2 separate regions of the Mus musculus genome follow, and region 2 is linked to region 1. A link is a loop called in an ENCODE intact Hi-C map of the cell type or tissue named here. Cell type or tissue: gastrocnemius. All regions are shown on one strand. Links, peaks and the distances in the headings refer to the core of each region. The heading gives the core; the rest is flanking DNA.

Region 1 (5,370 bases), core at 312-5,311:
TGACCTACAGAGTTCCACACCAATCAGAACTATATAATGAGATGCTATTTCTAAGATAAATAAAAGACTAATAATAAATAAATGTAAAAACTGTTCACCATTGAAACAGTCCAATCTGCCTACCTTTTGTATGCATATAATTTTTCTTTTTATAGATTTTTATTTTAAAAACTTTAATTTCAAAGCCTTAGTAAACAAAAGATGTCAAGCAGCAGTATTAGGTTTAATTTTAATGTTTGTGAGCACTATTTAATGTTTCAAGAACTCTTTTTTTTTTTTTTTTTTTTTGGTTTTTCAAGACAGGGTTTCTCTGTATAGCCCTGGCTGTCCTGGAACTCACTTTGTAGACCAGGCTGGCCTCAACTCAAAAATCTGCCTGCCTCTGCCTCCCAAGTGCTGGGATTAAAGGTGTGCGCCACCACCGCTTGACAGATTTTTTTTTTTTAGTATTGTGTATAAATGTTTGGCCTTCATGCGTGTATATATATATACCACACGTATATGCTTGGTATGTATATATATCACATGTATATGCTTGGTAGACTATGCAAATGCTTAGAGGTCAGACGAGAACACTGGATCCCCTAGAACTTCAGCTATGGCTGTGACCACCTTGTTGGTGTTGGTCATCAAACGCAGGCCCTTTGCAAGAACAAGTAAATGCTCTTAAACACTGAACTGTCTTCTTAGCCCTACTTTTTGTTTTTGTTTTGTTTTTTTTTGATGGTCAGGTCCTGGTTATGGAGCTCTGGCTGTCATGAAGCTTGCAGTGATCCTCTTCTTTCTCTCTTCTGGGTGCTGGGCTGTGTGTACCACCAAATCCAGAAACACTGTGCCACTTGATAAAAGGTGTGGCTTAGTGGTGAAGAGCCAGGCAGTGGTGGCACACACCTTTAATCCCAGCACTCTGGAGGCAGAGGCAGGCAGATTTCTGAGTTCAAAGCCAGCCTGGTCTACAGAGTGGGTTCCAGGACAGCCAGGGCTACACAGAGAAACCCTGTCTCGAAAAAACAAAAAAGAAAAAAAAAAAGGAGCACTTAGTGAGGGATCCAGTGCTCTTCTGGCCTCTGAGCTCGGCACACACAACTCCTGCAGGCTCACACACATAAATAGTAAGTTAGTAATCCTTTTTTAAAAAACAAAAAAGATTTCTTTAATGTGTGTGCATACACTGTCGCTGTCTTCAGACACACCAGAAAAAGGCATCAGATCCCATTACAAATGGTTGTGAGCCACCATGTGGTTGCTGGGAATTGAACCCGAGACCTCTGGAAGAGCAGTCAGTGCTTTTAACCACTGAGCCATTTCTCCAGCCCTAAGTTAATAATCTTTAAAAATCAAAAAATCAAGGTTATGTGACTAAAAGAGTTCCAGATTATGAATGGAAGAAAGTTTATTACTGGCAGAGGCAGGTGGATCTCTGAGTTCCAGGCCAGTCTGGTCTACAGAGTGAGCCAGGACCGCCAGGGCTACACAGAGAAACCTTGTCTCGAAAAACCAAAAAAAAAAAAAAAAAAAAAAGAAAAGATGTGGTGAGGGATTAGGCAAGAGTTTTCTGACACTCCCAAACACCCAGAATTCAGTAAGTACCCACAGGGAAGGGAGGGGTTCCTGGAGCAGCTTGCCGGAAAATGAAGAGCAGGCCACAGCCATAAGCTGCTAAGTCTAGTCATGCAAAGGAATGCAAGCCCGTGCACAGCACGGCCTCAGGCACCAGGAAGCTTTCCGGTGGAATGGTGTTTGCAGAGTTCTCTGCCCAGGAGACCAGGAACTGGCGCTCAAGCTAGAGCAGGAACAACCGCCTTAGCCTCATCTTTGCATAACTGTTCCCTTCTGTGTCCACCCTGTGCAACAGAGAACAATTCAGATCACAACCTCCCTTCCCTCCCCTAATTTGATTCTAAGCAGTGTTGCAGTTTCAGAGCTCTAACGCCCACCAATGTCACGCAGCACTGCAGCTTGAGCTGGAACTCAGGTGCCGGTGCAGCGTGTCCATCCTGAACGAAAAGCTGGTGGTGGACATGGATGTCATCTTTGAGAGTAGAAAGAGACAGATACTTGGGAATGTCAAAAGAGGTCTGAGAAAACACTGTTTCAAAGAAGTGCACCTTGAATCTGGGCATTCCTTCCACAGACATTTTCTCTGGGCTGGGAAGATGGTTCAACATCAATTTCTGGCCTTTTCACCCACACTCAAAAAAAATGGCTCCCCCCTACTGAGGATTGAATTTAGCCTCTCATCCAATAGGCAAGAATTACATCCTCAGCCTGCTTCATTATGACATTATTTTCGCGCGCGCACGCGTGTGTGGTATGTGTGTGTGTGTGTTTGTGTGTGTGTGTGTGAGAGAGAGACAGAGAAAATATATATATATCATGGATGAGCTCAGCATGTAGAGCTTGGTTCTCTTCTACCATGTGGGTCCCAGGAATAAAATGGCAGCAAGTACCTTCAACCCTCTAAGCTGTCTTGCCAGCCCTTCCTTTTTAATTTTGAAAAGAGGGTTGGGCTGGAGAGATGGTTCAGCGGTTAAGAGCACGGACTGCTCTTCCAAAGGTCCTGAGTTCAACTCCCAGCAACTACATGGTGGCTCACAACCATCGGTAATGGAGTCTGATGCCCTCTTCTGGTGTGTCTGAAGACAGCTACAGTGTACTTACATAAATAAAATAAATCTTAAAAAAAAAGGAGAAGAAAAAAAAGAAAAGAGGGTTTAAGTTGCTCAAAAAGCATTGAAATTGCTATTGTCCTGTCTCATTTTCTAGATGAATTATGATTATGGTCCTGTGATATCTGGCCCGGGTATAATGTGGATTTTTAAATTTATAGCCCTCTTAATTACTGAGCCATTTCTACAGCTTCTGTAGTGGAATTTTGATCAGGAAGAAACCTGGTAATTGGGAATGAGGAGTGAAAAAAGGTTATAGGCATACAGGTGTAGGACCAGTGTATGCCTTGGCTGTTTTGTTGTCGCTGCTACTGTGGGTAGGAATTCAGTATTGTATTTCGTCACACCTGATTTCCCCCCGAGGAGTTAAGTCAGGGCTAAAGGAGTTATCTAAGTAAATGGGGGAGTTTGGGGCTGGAGAAATGACTCAGTAGTTACGATCACTGGCTGCTTGCTGTTTCAGAAGTTCAATTCTCAGCACCCAGGAACTCCGGTAGTAGGGGATCCGACGCACAGCCATGAAACCAGGGAGACACTCATACAAATAAAGTAAAAATAAATAAAAATCTTAAAGTGGGGGGGGAAGTCTGGAATGGGGGTGCGTGCTTCAGTTCTGGGGAAACATAAATTCCAGGCAAATCTATAATAAATTTTCCTGGGTGGACGGGGAAAAAACACTGGATCTAGGAGGGAGAAAGAGTTTTAGGGGTTTAATTCATAGGTGCGCCCCTGAGCACGCCGGAGATACCCACACTGCGAAGTTAGGAACCAGCGAGAATAACCAACCCGACGGCTAGAAAGGCGATGGTCCGCCGGCGGGCGGGTTCGCGTGACGTCACTTCCCTTTCGCCTGATTTTGATTGGCGTTTGAGATTGGCCGGACTCCCTACAAGCCCAGGGTGCTTTGCGGTGCCCGGTCCTTTCCGCTCGGCCGTTCTCCTGTATAGGAGGTGAGTCTCTGCCGCCGCCGGTCCCATCGTGGTCCATCGGGCTCCATCGCCCTCCATCCGCTGTCATCGGCGAAGAGAGGCCGCACGGACAGCCATGGAGGAGCCCGGGCGCCGACAGCACGGAGCCAGGGCAGGGGCGGGAGGACCCGGGACGGGGTTGGGGACCCTGGCCTTGACTCGCCGCCCTCCTCTCCCTCGCGGCCTTAGGCAGCCATGGCGCCCAGCCGGAATGGCATGATACTGAAGCCCCACTTCCACAAGGATTGGCAGCAGCGAGTGGACACTTGGTTCAACCAGCCGGCGCGCAAGATCCGCAGGTATAGATCGCGCGTGGCTCGCGTGGGCTCCAGGGCGGGGACGCGCGTGGGGCAGGAGGTGACGGCTGTGCTTTTCCTGCAGGCGCAAGGCCCGGCAGGCGAAAGCGCGTCGCATCGCCCCTCGCCCCGCGTCCGGCCCCATCAGGCCCATCGTGAGGTGCCCTACAGTGAGATACCACACCAAGGTCCGGGCTGGCAGGGGCTTCAGCCTGGAGGAGCTCAGGGTGAGTGCGGCAGGGCGAGGTCCCTTGGCAGGTCCCTCGGGCTCGGTGGAATGATGACATTCTCCGGAATCGCTGTACTGACTTGATGAAAGTACTTTTGAACCCTTTTCCATCTGATGACACCGAGTTTTCTCGGCAGGGCCGGCTTGGGGTGGGGTGACTGCGAGGTGGGTGACCAGTTTCTGTTTCTGAACAGGTGGCTGGCATCCACAAGAAAGTGGCTCGCACCATCGGCATCTCTGTGGACCCGAGGAGGCGAAACAAGTCCACGGAGTCACTGCAGGCCAACGTGCAGCGCCTGAAGGAGTACCGCTCCAAGCTCATCCTGTTCCCCAGGAAGCCTTCTGCTCCGAAGAAGGGAGACAGTTCTGTAAGTCCTGCGGGGCGGCAGAGGTCCGGCTCAGTGTAGATAGAGTCTGTGTTCTTGGATCCAGCTCTGCAGAGTTGACATGAGTGCAGCAGTGGGAGGTTAGAGCGTACTGGGGGCGGCGGTGACGCGTGCAGATCAGTGGGAGCCACTATGGTGTCCCTGGGCTTTCCAGTGTCTGTTAGTGTTGGGAGCTATTGACTTGGAGCCTGGTATGCTGTTCTAGAGCGTTCACCCTACCAGGACGTTCAGGGGCATCTCGGTACAGAAAGTATCTCGGTATTCAGAAGTGTAAAGAGTTTTGTAACAAGGATCGGTGGGTTTCTTGTCAGTGTGGGCTTCCTGAGGGTGGGGTAAGGATGGCTTTCTTCTGTTCCTTCAGTGGAGCTGTAGTCAGCCAGCGCACCGGGACGGAAAATGCTAGGTGCTGCAGGCCCAGGCAGCCTGATCCTTGGGAACTAAAGCAGACCCCGTGATAATGGGGTCTATAAGTAACAGGCATGAGATGGAAGCTGGACTCAACTTTTTCTTACTCTTAAAACAGGCTGAAGAACTTAAGCTGGCCACCCAGCTGACAGGACCTGTGATGCCCATCCGGAATGTAAGTGGACACTGCTGTAGGCTCAGCTCCGTAATAGACAAGATTGGCAGGGATAAAAAAGTGTGTTGTGACAGACTAATTAGAGACTGGTGAAGGTTTCAGGCTGGTGAAAGAAAGTTCTCTTACCTTGGGGACAACCTCCCAATCTTTGGGGTGGGGGGGCACTTTTTGTTGTTTTGAGAGAAAGAGATTCTCTGTAGCTTTGGGCTGGCCTTGAACTCAGAGATTGACTGCCTCTGCCT
Region 2 (5,363 bases), core at 1-5,000, 110 kb after region 1:
GTCTGAGTTCCAAGCATCACTGGTTGCCGCTGTGACTCTCATCGTCATTTGCTGGGTCCCAGGACAGGACTGGGGAAGGGTGATTTTGTACAAACCTTCAACTGGAACAGGGTATCTGCAAAGACAGAGGACACAGTTTAGAGAACTTAAAGAGACGTAACAAGCAACGCATCTGACAAGGTAGCGGACTCAGTGGGATCCTTGCAGATGCCAGGGGCTGGCTCACACCAGACTGGAAGTCTGTCTGTCCTACAGTGCAGTCGGAAGATAGAGCCATGTTAGACACAGGCCTCCAAACCAACAGGGATCCTCACTAACTTTGTCAGGAACATAGGACAATCTCAAAGGGCTACTTTAAGGACAGACAGTGTGACGTATGCAGCTTTTGGCCATGGTCAGAGTGGAGATGGTGGCTTACAATTTATTCAACTTTACAAAACACGTGGCGTTCTTTATCTTCAGTACCAAACTTAACCCTTAATACTTCATGGTTGGTTTTGCATAGCCTTTCCTTTATCTTCCCAAAGGCAAATAGATGGAATTAGTGTGGGGGTAAGCCTGAGGTCACCGAAGAGGCTACTCCATGACAGCTGGCATTTCTAAGCCACAGCACCAGGCTCCAGCACACACTATTCCCACCTGTACTAAGCCAAAATAGGAACAACCAAACTAGCTACTCATTCAAAAACTTGGAACGGGACAGGCGGTGATGGCACACGCCTTAAATCCCAGCACTAGGGAGGCAGAGGCAGGCAGATTTCTGCGTTTCAGGCCAGCCTGGTCTACAGAGTGAGTTCCAGGACAGCCAGGGCTACACAGAGAAACCCTGTCTTGAAAAACAAAAACAAAAACAAAAAAGAAACAAAAACTTGGGACAGGCAAATTCAATTTCTTATGTTTGCTGTTTTGAGACAGGATTCCCACTCAGACTCACTAAGTAGCCGAGGCTGGGGACACTTTGACCTCTTGACCCTTCTGCCTACCTCCTGAGGGCTGGCATTACAGTTGGAACCACCGCACACCGCATCGGTAACTGGCTCCGTTCCTGAATCTGCAGAGTGCTGTCATACTTAATTTCTAAAGCCTTACCCTAGCAGTCCAGACTCAGGGCACTGAGGGTCTGTGGATGCAGACAGGGCCTGGCAGAGACCTGCCGGGCTGCAATCACCTCTGTGCATCTCTCACCACTCAGGGTAGGCTGACCATGACACAGTGACTGGAGGAACAGTGTCACCTAGGTATGGTCCAGCCATTTCACTAGTTTTAGGACACTGGCCAAATCGCCCCCATTTTAGCCCGTACTTTCATGTAGACTCTAGAGGGACTGGACTCTGAAAATCGGGAGAACCCTGTTGTGAGCTGCAGAGTGAACTGTAATGTCAGACAAGGGTCCATCTTCTTCCCAAGGGACAGTCTAGGATTCTTTTTTGCTTGTTTGTTTTTGTTTTGTTTTTCGAGACAGGGTTTCTCTGTATAGCCCTGGCTATCCTGGAACTCACTTTGTAGACCAGGCTGGATTAAAGGCGTACGCTACCACGCCTGGCTCAGTCTAGGATTCTTACGTCTTCTACAACAATGACACAGTACTTTAGCTTTCTACATTTCAGAAAGCAGTTTAAAAACAAAACAAAACCTCCATTACAGCCCTAGGCGGTGGCACAGACCTTTAATCCCAGCAGTGGGGAGGCAGAAGTAGGCAGATCTCTGAGTTCAAGGGCAGCTTGGTGTATACAGTAAGTTCTAGGCCAGCCAAGGCTACATAGAGAAGCAGTCTCATACAAACAAAAACTCTATGATACTAGCCCATAAAACCTATTATGAGTTCCTTGGGAGTCTAGAGGTTGGAGCCACGGCAGGTCGAAGTGACTCGTGACTCATACTGCTACGGGTGGTTCCCTTCCAACCTGTTAACCTAAGGTTAACCGGGCCCTCCTACTAGGAGGGAACCCAAAATCCTACTGTTTGGCACTTGAACTCCTTTGTATCTTAATTACTATTTCTCTGGGTACTTTTCTGGTGCCTTCTGACCACACTCCGTTGTCCCCAAACAGAAACAAAACAAACAGGGAGAGTGGCTAGTGGAAGTGGCCTGGATCGGGGGTCGGGTGTAGGATCATTTGGACAAGATTCAGGGTTTGGATCCCGGGCGTGGGGTGCAGGCCTGGGGAGATCTGGTAAAGAAACAAGACCCAGGGGTAAGAGCTGGCTGGGGGTCTGGAATCAAGAATCGGGAGCTGGCTTCTGCTGGGTTGTGCGATCGAGGCCCAGGAGAGGGTTTCAGCTAGGATGTCAGGGTTCAGGCACCGGGTCGGGTCCTGGTGGCTACACGGGCTGCAGGCCCCAGGGCAGGTCCTAGTCGGAGGTCTCGAGCCCAGTGAGCTGGGGGCGGGTCCCGGTCCGAATACAGGGTATAGACTATGGGTCCCAGGCCCGGGGGGATAGAGTCTGGGGCTGAAGCCCGGGGCGGGTCCGGCTGGGTTATGGGGCTGAGGCGAGACGTCCGCAGACTCCCGCTCCGACCCCGAAGTGGATGACAGCCCCTTACCGTCCATGGCCGGTCGGGCTAGCACAGCCCTCGGGGCGGCGCAGGGGACGCGATGTTACGGACCCGCTGTCTCCGCGAGGGCTTCCGGGGTCGCCACCGCTTCCGGTCGCGCGGCCGGCTGTCGCGAGAAGATAGCTCCGGGGCGGGGCTTGGGCGGGGCCTGGGCGGGGCTCAGGCACGGCTCGCGCGGCACGCGGTTGCCATGGTAATGAGCTCCCGGAGCCTAGTGTGGGTTTTGTGAGTCGGTCGGGTTAACCGGCCCCGAGGCCGCCCGGCTGGAGCGGCGGGGTCACCTATGGGCCAGTCGAAAAGCAAACCCAGAGAGAAGAAAGGTAAAGGGCGCCGCCTGGCGGCGAGGCCCGCCCTCCGTGCGGGCGTCCGCGGGCTGTAGGTCTAACGGCTTGTCCGTCCGTGTGTTTCAGAGGAGGAGAAGAGCACTACCACTTTAGTTACAAAGTCTAAGGAGAAAGTAATGGAGAAGGAGGCCAAGCAGTCTGACAAGGAGTCGCAGCCTGCCGAAAGCCTGTTGTTCGCGACATCCAAGCACTCAAGGCCGTCGTCTTCGTCTGAAGGTAGGGAGATCCAGAGGAGACCGGCCGCGGCAAGGCAGCAGGGATGGGACCTCTTTCTAAGGATGATGACCCGGGAGGTAAATATTACAGGGTTCTCGGTGCAGGGAAGGTGAGCGAGAGCACTGCCCTTGGCTCTAGGCTAGGCTATAACAGGGATTTCAAGGGCATCTTGTATATCTGGAGACCCTGTTTCAGAAGGAAAAAAGAAATTGAGACGAAACTTGAGCGATCCATAAAGTGTTCCCCAAAGAGGGTTAGTAGGGTGCTCTCTGGTCCCACAGTGATCCCTTCAACATGTTACAGCTTGGAGCAGAATTCTCCTCGGGTGATTGGCCAGGCTGCTGTGTGACTGACTCCTGAGCGGAGAGGGCTTGGTGTCCCTCAGCCTGGCCACAAAGATGGGAGGGCGTCTCAAGGTAGAAAGGACCGTGAGTGGGACAAAAGTGTTTCTTTTCACACCCAGCATTTGGCAGACACCAGAAACTGCTGCGAATTCCACTTTTCCCCGAGGCAGACGTTTGGCCTGTTTCTACCTTTTATAGTAGCTTGGTATGGCCACACAGAAGGAAACGTACAGAGCCTTCCGACACTGTGACACCCCCCCCCCCCCCATTGTCAGAAATAGAACTGTTGCAGGTTTAAAACAAGGAAGGCATTAGGAATTGGATGCTTTGTCTTTCTGGTTCCAGAATGGAGGCCTGTATGAAAAACAGAGCCCTAGGAGGACCTACCCCAGGCTCACTGCCGGAATCTGGTGGAAGCCAGAGGCGCAGTAGCCGAGGACAGTTGAGAAGGATTGGAGGTAGAAAGCACAGACCCTCCTCTCATTTGAGAAAGAGGTTGAGGCACCCATGGGTCTTGGGGAGGCAGTTTGAAATCCAGGTGCTGGGACTGGATTTCTGAGGTCTGACCTTGAAGCTTAGGGGCCCCTCATCTGAGGCTAGAAGGCTACACAGAGGCTGCAGACCTAGGGAGGCTTGTGATGTGATATCTGTCGATCAGGGCGCTTTTAGCTGATGACAGAAAAGCCAACTAAACAAGATTTTGTCACCCTGTGGTTTGATGTCTCACCAAAGATGGGTCAGAGATGGCGACCACCACCACCATGCCTGGCATCGGCATCGAGGACTCTGTGCTCCATTGTGTCGCTTTCAACCTCAGGAATGTCTTCCTTCACAGTGCCAAGGGATCTGGAAGGCTGCAGCCTCACAGGCACACAGACCATGCTGACCCTTAAGAGATGTGGGGCCTTGCTTGCTATTGGCAAGGAAGCCTTTCTGAGATAGGCTTCATCTGCCCAGCCTCTCTAAGATGGCTCCAGCTCTACAAGTTTGTAAGGCATCAGGGTAGACAAGGCCTTTGCCAGCGAGGAACTCCCCATTTGAAGGCCACCGGTGACACCTGTCATACAGCGTCAACATCTGGAGGAAATGCAGGTGGACATGAAGAGAAAACCAAGTGAGTCTGGTGTCAAGAAAAGATGATGGAGCAGGCTCAGCAGTCACAGGAACAAAGCCACTGACACATGCGACCCTGGAGGGAGCCTCAGAGCATGAGGTCTGAGGAAGCCAGGTGTAAATGTCCGTGTATGTTATGACCTCCTTTCTAGGAAGGCCTTGAACTCACAGTCCCTTTACTGCAACTCCCCAGGTGCTGGGCCCACGTTCATTTGGAAAGGATTCTAAAACCGCACAGGCTAGGCATGGAGTTATAGTGCCAGCTACTCAGGAGACTGAGGCAGGAGGATCATGTGAGCCCAACTTGGGCAACATTGTGAGACCCTGTGTTTTCAAAGCCCTAGGGAGAGTGTCTACCATACAAGAAGCACAAAGGTGTGGGTTCCTTCACCAGCGCCCCATAAAGCAGACATGGTAGCACATGCCTGGAATCTTAACACCTGAGGCAGGAGGAGCGTGAGTTCAGAGGAAGCTGTCATTACATGGCATGTTCAAGTCCAGCCCGGGCTATGTGATGCCCTGGAGAGTTGACTCAGCAGTTAAGAACACTTGCTACTCTTACAGAGAACCTGGCTAACGTTCTCAGGATCTATTTGGTGGCTCACAGGCATTTGTAATTCCAGTTCCAGGGGAATCAGTGCCATCTTCTGACCTCTGTGGGCACCAGATATGCACATGATATACATACATACATACATACATACGTGATATACATACATACATACATCCCCCACAAACTAACCCATGGTTGTCCACCTCTGAGGCTCTGGGTTGCACCATAGTTGGGAA

The links. Hi-C counts contacts between places; a loop is a spot of excess contacts. Peaks named below come from ENCODE experiments on the same cell type or tissue, not always from the same donor. Only the 100,000 strongest peaks of a DNase experiment are listed, where the experiment ranks them.
Region 2: a loop joins it to region 1, with 3 times the contacts of the local background. A loop is called at or near these places in 22 of 42 quality-filtered maps.

The regions. Positions count from the first base shown.
Region 1 is chr8:123,098,827-123,104,196 of GRCm38, forward strand. It overlaps Rpl13 (ribosomal protein L13), which reads left to right and starts at 3,524. Exons shown (of 6, transcript NM_016738.5): 1 at 3,524-3,619; 2 at 3,827-3,936; 3 at 4,019-4,160; 4 at 4,357-4,530; 5 at 5,072-5,128. The coding sequence starts at 3,833. Snord68 (small nucleolar RNA, C/D box 68) reads left to right here and starts at 4,232; the gene lies at 4,232-4,279. In gastrocnemius, for the core only: a CTCF peak has its summit at 2,631 (motif pointing left); a DNase peak (open chromatin) is centred at 3,531; H3K4me3 peaks cover 2,469 bases; H3K27ac peaks cover 2,480 bases.
Region 2 is chr8:123,210,121-123,215,483 of GRCm38, forward strand. Chmp1a (charged multivesicular body protein 1A) reads right to left here and starts at 2,668. Exons shown (of 7, transcript NM_145606.3): 1 at 2,546-2,668; 2 at 96-115. The coding sequence starts at 2,552. Spata33 (spermatogenesis associated 33) reads left to right here and starts at 2,738. Exons shown (of 3, transcript NM_177279.4): 1 at 2,738-2,877; 2 at 2,968-3,117. The coding sequence starts at 2,841. In gastrocnemius, for the core only: a CTCF peak has its summit at 2,883 (motif pointing left); a DNase peak (open chromatin) is centred at 2,731; H3K4me3 peaks cover 2,191 bases; H3K27ac peaks cover 1,990 bases.